2 separate regions of the Homo sapiens genome follow, and region 2 is linked to region 1. The links are chromatin contacts, found by Hi-C in ENCODE. All regions are on one chromosome and are shown on one strand. Each heading gives the region's core, a stretch centred on a gene start or an enhancer-like site at or near the end of the contact. The rest is flanking DNA. Distances are from core to core; before and after follow the strand shown. Region 1 holds the start of GRHL1 (grainyhead like transcription factor 1). Region 2 holds the start of ROCK2 (Rho associated coiled-coil containing protein kinase 2).

Region 1 (4,952 bases), core at 2,453-4,952:
GCATGGTGGTTCACATCTGTAATCCCAGCACTTTGGGAGGCTGGGAGGATGGGAGGATCGTTGGAGCACAGGAGTTCAAGACCAGCCTGGGCAATATGGTGAGACCCTGTCTCTACAAAACATACACACACACACACATACACACTAGCCAGGTGTGGTGGTGTGCACGTGTAGCCCCAGCTACTCAGGAGGCTGAGGTGGGAGAATCACTTGAGCCTGGGAAGTCAAGGCTGCGGTGAGCTGTGATGGTGCCACTGCACTCCAGCCTGAGTAACACAGTGAGACCCTGTCTCAGATAAAATAAAATGAAATAAACAGGGTTCATGGCAACAGGTCATAGATAGAGATTTTCATTTCTGTTTTAGAGAGCTATTAGAGACAAACTAAACAATCCCATATTCAAATTGACAAAATAGACCCAATGTTTTTAATTACTACAGCTATGGTCTAATAACCTCAGGCTCTTCCTGTTCTTGTTTTTGGCTTTATGATTGGATATTTCTTCATTCATCCCCTATTTATTTTGTGCCTACCATGTATTAGGCTCAAGGACTTTCATCTTCTGCAACGGTGGGGGGGGTCATTTAAAAGAGCCCTAGCTATGCTACAGAAGGGAGGAGACTGGGCGCAGAACGCATGCCTGCAGAGGACTGCATCCATTCAGTAGACATTTGCTGGATATTTTCTATGTATATACCAGGCACCAGGAACATAAAAATGAAGGTGGTACAACCGCTGCCCTCTCTGGAAAAGCTCACACTTGGTGGAGACAGACACAAACAGGAAAGCCCATAAGACAAACATGGTGATGGGCAATGCAGAAGGCGCTGTGGATCCCACAGGACACCTTGTCCAGCCTAGAGGGTTGGGAAGGCCACCTGGAGGAAATGAGCCAGGCTGGAAGTTGAGTGGAGTGGGCCAAGCATGGAGGGAAGGAGCAGGGAATGCGGGGACGGTGCTTGGGAGTGAGCAGTAAGGGAAGTGCTGGGCCGCCAAGGGGAGGCTGAGCTCAGGAGTGTGGACTTTATGGTGAGTATAACTGAGTGACAAGAAATCTGTGTTTTATAAAGGCCACTCCAGTGGCAGTGTGGAGCCGGGTCAGAGGAAATAGAAGAAAGGCAGGTAGAGGGACACTGTTCCCAAGTCAGTCACTTTGGCACCACCCTGATGACTTGTACCCTATTTGGGACCATCTGTGCTGTTATTGACTAGCATTTTTCTTAAATTAGCGTGCTTAGAAAACATAATTGATTTGGCAGGGCGCGGTGACTCATGCCTGTAATCCCAGCACTTTGAGAGGCCGAGGCGGGCAGATTGCCTGAGGTCAGGAGTTTGAGACCTGCCTGGTCAACTTAGTGAAACCCCATCTCTACTAAAAATAGAAAAATTAGCCGAGCGTGGTGGTGGGCGCCTGTGATCCTAGCTACTTGGGAGGCTGAGGCAGGAGAGTCGCTTGAACCCAGGAGGCAGAGGTTGCAGTAAGCTGAGATCACGGCACTGCACTCCAGCCTGGGCAACAGAGGGAGATTCCGCCTCAAAAAAAAAAAAAAAAAAAAAAAGGAAAAGAAAAAAATAATAAATGATTTAAACAGGAAACTAGTGGTAAGAACAAACAACAGGCTGCATGGATCCAGTGCTGGGCCCGGGGTCAGAGGACAGAAACTGCGAAGGGCGGTCTCAAGTGAGGCTGCCGATTCCGGTCCCTGAAGGCCTTGGACCAGGGCACAGAGGAGGGACTGCTGGCTGCAGGAGGGCCCTGTGACCTCATGCTGCTCCTCACTTCACCTCCTTCCCTTGGCTTCCACGCTTCCATTGCTTCCGACCTCGGTGTCCCCGTCTTCTGTCTCCTCCACTGGCTCTTCCTCCCAGCCTTTCTGTGTCGGAGGCTCCTGGATCCAGCATGGGTCCCATCCTCTTTCCTTCCTGCCTTCTCATGGCTTTAAATGGCCTCTAGACGTGGGCGGCGCCCAGATGTGAGCTTCAGCCCAGACTTCTCCCTTGCACTCCAGCCTCGTACCCAGGAGCCCACCTGATTCATGGATTTTTATCTCCCATACATCTTGAGCTTAGCACGTCCAAAACAGACTCTCGTTCTCCCCCAAATCTTCTATGCCCCAGGTCTTCTGTATCCCAGGGGATGGCAAATCATTCCTCCAGTTGCCCAGCTGGAAACGCTGTAGTCATCCTTGATTCTCTCTTTCTCTCACACCCCATATCCAATTTTCAGACAATCCTGCTGGTCCCACCTTCAAAGCATATCCAGAATTCGGCCACTTCCCACCACCTCACTCTATTGCCCTCGGCCTGCATCATGGCAATGGCCTCCTACCTGGTCCCCACCACGCAGCAGCAGAGAACTATTTTAAAATGTGAGACCCTGTCACTACCCTGCTCCAAGCCCCTCCAAGGCGTCCCCACCTAGCCCAGAGGGAAAGCCACAGTCCTTACGGAAGCCGGCAAGGCCCTGCTCAATCCGCTCCCCTGCGCCCACTATCTCTGACCGCAGCTCCCGCCTCCCTGTGCCCCACCAGCCACCCGGGTCTCCTCAAGGGTCACAAAACACACCAGGGTCCCTGCCTCAGGTACAGTCCCACCTTCGTGGCCCCTCATCTCCTTCAAGCCTGAAAGCCTCGCTCCTCCCCGCCTCCCCAGGGCCTGCCTGCTTTACCTTCCAACCAGCCACACCATTTACTTGTTTTTGTATTGCCCGTTACCCCAACTAGGAAGGCGAGGAGTTGTGTCTGTTCTGTTGACTGCCCTGTCCCCGGCGTCTGGGGCCGCGCCTGTCCGAGGGTCAGGTCCGACGCTGGGCATGTGGGGACTCAGTGAGCGGACCCTGGGAAAGACGGCAGCTCGGGAAGGACAAGTGGGGGCCGTCGCGGTGGAGTGGTGCCCGGGGCCGGCCCGGGGCGCGCGACTGCACGGGCAGCGTGGGGCGGCCGCGCGGGGAAGTGGCGCCCGGGAGGCTGCGGGGCACAGACATCGCGGAGCCCCAGGGACTGCCGCCGAGGGGACCGCGGGAGCTGCGAGGGCAAGAAATCCTAAAAGCGCGCGGCCGCGGTGGGCCAGGAGAAGGGACATTCCGGAGACGGCTCTCGGGGGAAGCCACGGGACTCGGGCGTGACAGCCTGCGAGAACCGAGAGGTGAGACGCGCGACCGGGGAGCGCGGCGACCGGCAGAGGCGCCCCCGCCGGGCGAGCGCAGGGGCAGCGCGGGGCGCTGGGGCCGGAACAGCGGGCAATGTGGGCACGGGGCGCGGAGGCCTGAGTGAGCGAAGAAGGAGGCGGCTGTACGGCCGGGGCTCGTCGCGAAGGGGATGGCCGGGGACGGCGGGGACGGCGGGGGCGGCGGGGGCGGTGGCGGGGCGCGAGCGGGGGCGCTCTCGGTGCGCGCGGAGGTTGGCGGGTGCGCGCCGCAGCCGCAGCGCTCCCTCTCCTGTCAGGGCAGGCGCGTACGGCCGCGAGTCGGGCGCGCAGCCCCGGGAGCGCAGTCCCGGGCGCAACCTCGCGGAACGCGCGGCCCCCGCCCCCCGCCCCGCGCCGCTCGTCCCCGTCAGCCCCGCCCCGGCGCTCTTCTCGCCGACCAATCAGGAGGCGCGACCGGCCTCCCAGCCCCGAGGCCTCGCCCCCAGCCGGCGCATCGCCAGCCAATGAGCGGCCGAGCCCGGCGCCCAGTGCGCGCAGCCCGCGCGGAGCCGGCTCAGAGCGAGAAAAGCAAACCCAACCCGTCGGGGCCGCCGCTCCGGACCCGCAGCCGCCGCCGCCGCCTCCTCCCCCCGGATCGGGTGTACTGTCCCAACCCGAAAGTCCAGTTCTGCGGCCCGGCAGCGGCGAGCGGGCGCGATGACACAGGAGTACGACAAGTGAGTGAGGCGCAGGAGTCCGGCCGCCGCGGGGGGGCCGCGCTGAGGGGCCGCACCTGCAGCGAGCGAGCCGGGCGCAGACCCGAGGCCGCGCGGGCGGGCGGGCGCGGGGCGCGAGCCGGGGGCCGCTGTCCACTCCACGCCGCCACGGCCTTTGCCCCTTAGCCCTGCCGTGCTCTTTGTTCGGTCGGAGCCTCGGGAGGAGAGACCCTGTCCTCGGGGAAACTCGACACCGGAGGGGCCACCCTCCTCCCCTCCTCCGCGGCCAGGTTGGGTCCCCTCGGGCGCGCACCTTGGGGTCCGGGCCCCCGGCGCGGTCGGGTGCGGCGCGAGGTCGGGGCGCAGCCAACGCCCCCGGGCCTCCCCGCCCCCCTCTCCTGCCCGGTCGGCCTCGGGAGCCTGGTGGGGCTCGCGCCGCGTCGGGACAGGTGGACTTCTCCAGGTAATCTGTGGTCTCAGGCTCGTCACTCGGCGACCTGCTGGAACCTCCAAAACAGAAATGTAGGGAAAGGTTGAAGTGCCCCGATGTCCGGGCGTTTTCTTTTCCCTGGCTGGCGGCATGAGTGGGAAAACGGCTGTAGGAGTTATTTTGCCACTTGCATCATTGATGGTAATTACAGATTACCGTGTTTTTAGTGCTCGAGAGAATCAAGAGGATGAAACTTTGAAATCCGGGTGTTAAACGAGAAAGTACTGTACAAGCTAATATGCTTTTTAGAGTGTGTGATTTAAAAGCGTATTTCGACAAATGTGAGGTGGTAGTGTAATAAGGCATGGGGGATTAACTGGGCGAGGGAGTTTTCTGTATTTTCTTTGCAGCTTTTCTGAAAATATAAAATTGTCCTAAAAATTTTAAAAACTTACTAAAGAAAAAACAGGGAAATCGCACCAGGCCAGTCAGTATATTTCAGATCAGGAAGTTTAAGGCAGATAGGTACCCCTCCCAGTTTCTTAGTTATTTGTGAAGGATCGGTTTTTGTCAGTGTGTTCTTTTTCTGGATGAGATAGATATTTTGTATGGAGTATCTTAAATGGATTACTCTTATGTTGTAGAATATGCAGTTAAATTATTGCCTGAAACATATTTCA
Region 2 (4,952 bases), core at 1,586-4,085, 1.4 Mb after region 1:
TACCAGCCATTATTTCGTCAGTATTTCAGGAAATATAATTTTTATAACATTCTTTTAAACATTAATTTACAGTTTCAGTTTGGAAAAATGAAAAGATTCCAGAGACGGATAGTGGTGATGGCTGCACAACAATGTGAATGTATTTAATGCCTGCCACTAACCTGTACACTTAAAAATGGTTAAAAATGGTAAATTCTGTATACGCTACCACAATAAAAAATCCATTCTAGTAGTTCATAAATAAAATACGCGTAATTTAAAATTAATTTATTATAAAAAAATTTTTAAATTTCGTTTATCAATTTGTAACAGAAACACCAGGAACCTTGCTCCAAAGGAATAAGGGACGCATTTTGGCTTGGAAAGGTTTACTGCACCTCAAGCATATTTAACCAACTAGAAACAGCAATAACAGAGTCTGTCAAGTCATCAGCACCTGATGTCAATTCTCAGATCCGTAATGTGCCACCTTAATAAAAGTGTGTTTTGGCTGTAATAACTGCTAAATGAATGAACTGTGTCCTGAACATGTGAGATGTTTCACTTTTAAAAATAGCCTCCATTTTAATAATTTGGAAAGCAATAAAACAAAATGCATGATCATATTACATGTATAAGCTACTTACATTCAAGCTCAGAATAACTCTAATAATTATGATTAATATCATTAAAGATCTAAGATATCAAAGTGAATTGCAAAACGTTTCCATCTAGGATTTAGCATGAACCTGATGAATACTTGAGATTTGCTGTACTATTTTTAACTAAACTTTCTGGCCTTAGGTCAAAGTTTTGCTAGCAAAATACCAAAGTGAAAATGCTGGGAGTGCAGCCCAGAGTCTCCGCTTTAGCCTAGGAAAAGCTATGCCATCCATGCAAGCAATCTTACTCCCGATTAAAGACTTTCAAAGACTGCTCCCATTAAAACATAGGAACAACACATTAACCCGAAAAACAGTAAAACATCAAACACATGTGACACAATATAGCACATCATTCATTACTTTCTGTACACTGTGCAGAAAGACACTATATAGCTAAAGTCAGTTCCTGCATTTTGACCAAACAGGACTGAGTCACTCTGCAAACGATGCCTGAAACCTCAAAGGATAACCAACCGCCTCTGACCAAAAGCCAGTCCGTCCGTCCCTGGAAAGGGAGGAGGCAGTTTTTCTCATCATACAGTAAGGTTTATTCCAGGAGGGAATAGAACTAAACATCTGCATTCCAGCACAGAATGTCTAACGGATCTAAGGACCTCCCACCCTAGTTCTAGTCTTCCAGAGTCAATTTAATACACAGAGTATCGTTTTCACCTTTCTTCCCCTCCCCAGGGTAAAAGTCCACACCCCCTTTTCCCATAAATGCATCTACACTGCACACTACTCAAATTGCGAAATACAATCATCTATCCTAACAAAAATAAGAAATAAGCCAGCATTCTACGGTGCATTTCTATTTTGTAAAACATGCTCCTTTCTTAACCAAGAGCCAATTAGCAGCCTTTACGGTGCTATTAATCTGGATTTCAAAGGTCGTTATAGGAAAGAGACGCAATGAAGAGGACAGATTTATTCCACTCCACAATTCAGACTGATTTTTTGGCTCTGGCGCAATAATCTCAGGGAATTAAATTTACAGCAATTAAAATGCACTAAATAGCAAGTATGGAATGCTCAAACGCAAGTGAAAACAGCAAAACTTTAGCTGTGTGTTCCAAGATTTCAGACTAAAAGGAGAGAGTGAGGGCGGCTCTTTGTCATGTACCCCAGTGAGTACTCGCAACAGGGACAGCATCAGGTTTCTTTCTCCCTCGCTCGCACCAAGTCCCCACGTAGCATGACACTTTCAAATCAGCTAACCTGGTGTATGAAGCATGGCCAGTCCTCCACCCACCTCCCCAGAGTGGGCAGGCGGAAGGAGAAGAGGGGTGTTTTCCTCCCAGTGCTGCAAGAAAGGAGCAGCCGGGGATGACACTGGCTCCAGCAGGAGGTAGAGGGAGGAATCAAAGGCGGGTCACTACTCTTGGAACTCGGTGACAGAATCGTTTGGTCTCCGGCCCCGGCTGCCGGAAGCAGGGCGGGGTGGGGCAAGACCTCCCCCTCCCCACGGGCGGACGGGCACGGAGGGCTGGGCGGAGAGGGGATCTGAGGTGTGAGCTGCAACGAGCAAGCTCCCAGGCCCCGGCCACCTACCAGCAAGCTCTCCACGTTGATGGGGGAGCGAGGGTCTCGGATCAGCGCCTCCAGCTTCCTCTGGCGGCTCGCGCCTGCCCCGTCCCCCGGCGCGGTCTCGGGGGCGCCGGGCATTTTCCCCGTCGGCGGGGGCCGGCTCATGCCGCCACCGCTGGACCCGCACTCAGGCTCCTCGCGCTCAGGTCCCGCAGCCTCGGGGCCTAGCACCGCCCCCGAACCACCAGCTCCGGCCGGGACTCCACCCGGGCCCACCGCCTGCCTCTAGCTCCGGCTTCGGGTCTCCAAGGCGGTCCCCCGCCTGGGGGCTGCTCCCAGGGGCCCGCCCGGCCCAGCCCGGCCCAGCCCGGCCCGGCCCTGCCGGGAGCGGCGGGGAACAGACGGCGTCCCCGCCCCTCAGTCAGATTCGCGCCGCCGGTCCGCTGGTCCTCAGCGAGTGCCCGCAGGAGTCCTCGGGCGGGAGCAGGGAAGTGGCGCCGCCACCGCCGCGGCCCGGACCGCCCCGCCCTCTGGGGCCCCGGGAGGCTGAAGCCCAGGCCTGGGCCACTACGGCCGCCGCCGGCCCGCTGCCATGGTCGCCGCCGGCCGCCTTGCAGTCCCTCAGCCAGCTCCCGGCGCACACACTCCCGCGCGGCCGCCCGTCTCCGGCCGCGCGCCGCCGCTACCCACAAGCCCCTCCGCCCGCAGCCGCCGGCGCGCGTCCCCGCCGGCCCTGCGCGCGCTCCGCCCCGCCCCGCCCCGCGCACCGCGCTTCCTCCCTTTCTTTCCCTTCCTGCGTCTGTCCCGCTCCGCTTTCTCCTCTGCGCCCCTTCCTCGCCCGCCCTCGCCTCCTCCCCCTGGCGAGGTTCTCTGAGGCGAATAGCCGGGCGCGCGGTCACGGCCGAGCTCCTGCTGGGGGAGGGGAGACGCACCCAGGCCGGGTCCTTCCGCGCGCCCCCTGCCCCTCCCGCCGGACCCCGCGGACTACCCCGCGGCCCCGAGGCGGAACCCCAGACGCCGGGCCCAGCGCACCGTGCGCTGGGGGGGAGCCCGGCCGCGCCCCCCGCCGCGGCCCCCGCTGACTCAGCGCGCAGCTATGCGGGCCTCGCCTCACCCGCGCCCAAATAATAGCGACCGAGCTCGGCGCCCGCGAGGGGCCGCAGGGCCGGGGGTTTCGAGGCGAGCCTGAGAGGGGGCCCTGGGTGTCTGGGATTCCGAATTAGCGGAGGCGGGTGGAATCCTAGTCCTGGGGCAGGAGGGCCTGGGATCCTGAAAGCGTTTCTGCCCGGCTTAGACACTAACCACTTCAAGAGAACGGGAGAGCACCGGAAAAAGGCTTTCCAGCCGCAGGCCTTCGCGGGGTCTTCTCCTTTTGGGGGGCGGAAGAGGGGTGGTTATCGGGACCGTTCCGCCGCATTCCTGCCCTCTCGGCGGCCGGTGCCATCGCTTAGATCCGCCCAGGGCGCAATCCGAAAATTATGTGCCAAGAGCTATAAAACCGTTCATAGAGCCCCTTTGACCCAGTAAACCCATTTAAGGAAGTACATTTCCAAGGAAATGATCCAAAGGGCGAAGAAGGGGGAGAACTTGCAGAAAGATGTTAACAGCAGGGCTATTCACAATGTTCGTGATGACCAAAACCTGGGAATGGGCCCAGTTGTCCAACAATTGAGTAACCCAAACAGGCGCCTTCACATTAACAGCAAGAATCCTGGCAGGTATGCAGACTGTGTCAAACATGAAATTTTGGCAAGTACATGAGAAGGTATATTAGAAATAAATGAAACAAAAAAAATCGTTTGTACACACTAAAACTATGTAAAATGAGCAGCTATAAGAACCAGAGAATACAGTACTTCTTAAATAAATGGGATTTTTTTCTGTAAAGATACTTAAGAACAAATTAAATTTCAAAAAATGGAAAAACCACTCCGAAAAGCAACAATCTGATATCCATTAAGTAATAAGAATGTTAAGAACTGTCTCCCTGGCATGTCAGAGATAAACCCGAAGATAGGGTGAAGCCCCAGCCCTGTAAAAGTTGCATTTTGATCCAAACCATTGGATTAGTTGGAGCCTCTTCTTTGGTTTTAGGTTAGTTAAAACCACCCCTAGCTGGACTCATGCAGGAAGAGGCCCCGATGATCCATCCAATGCAGCTTTTCCCTTTCAGATAGTAACACTGACTTCACATCCAGAGAGTCCTTTAAGTCTGTGTATTGAGCTACTCATTCAGACCTCCACAGAGGCCACCAGGAGAACAGAGGGAGCTAGACACTCCCACTTATGCATTGGAGCAAAATAATGAGATAATCTATGATTATGGATTATTTTTCTGATGACAAAATAATATGCAAGGCAAAAGGAGCACTCTGTCTAGCGGGGCGTGGTGGCCTGTGCCTGTAGTCCCAGCTCCCCCTGAGGCTGAGTTGGAGGCCTCCTCCATTGAGCCCAGGAGGCCAAGGCTGCAGTGAGCTGTGATCACACCGCTGCACTCCAGCCTGGGCAACAGAGTGAGATTGTCTCAAAAAAAAAAAAAAAAAAACACTGTGGTTCTCAGTTTCCAAATTAATTTTGACTGGTTGTATATTTGTATGTAGCTTGGTGGAATAACAGGAAGCCATGGTCCAAATACCGAACATGAAAACCTTATTTTAAGAGTAGTGATCAACAAGATATATATCCTGGGCATGTTCTACATATACTTATTTATATAGACCAGAAAAAGCCATGGTACAGAAGATTTTTACCCAAGACCTATCCCATTGTCTACCTGGAAGA

The links. A loop is a pair of places that touch in the nucleus more often than their neighbours do. Pooled maps may share reads with other maps.
Region 2: a loop to region 1 is called in a map of CD4-positive, alpha-beta memory T cell, with 17 times the contacts of the local background. The contact joins the promoter of ROCK2 here to the promoter of GRHL1 in region 1. A Hi-C loop is called at or near these places in 2 of 168 maps with a recorded cell type or tissue (CD4-positive, alpha-beta memory T cell and naive thymus-derived CD4-positive, alpha-beta T cell), 1 of 37 single-sample maps with no recorded cell type and 10 of 50 pooled maps.

What each region holds. Positions count from the first base shown.
Region 1 is chr2:9,947,991-9,952,942 of GRCh38, forward strand. GRHL1 (grainyhead like transcription factor 1) reads left to right here and starts at 3,703. Exons shown (of 16, transcript NM_198182.3): 1 at 3,703-3,863. The coding sequence starts at 3,844. LOC105373422 (a long non-coding RNA gene) reads right to left here and starts at 2,863. Exons shown (of 3, transcript XR_922784.4): 1 at 2,715-2,863. RefSeq lists silencers at 2,934-3,013, 3,164-3,213, 3,314-3,363, 3,454-3,993.
Region 2 is chr2:11,341,801-11,346,752 of GRCh38, forward strand. ROCK2 (Rho associated coiled-coil containing protein kinase 2) reads right to left here and starts at 2,836. Exons shown (of 33, transcript NM_004850.5): 1 at 2,196-2,836. The coding sequence starts at 2,336. LOC124907733 (a long non-coding RNA gene) reads left to right here and starts at 3,712. Exons shown (of 2, transcript XR_007086216.1): 1 at 3,712-3,889. RefSeq lists silencers at 2,151-2,880, 3,021-3,090, 3,161-3,320.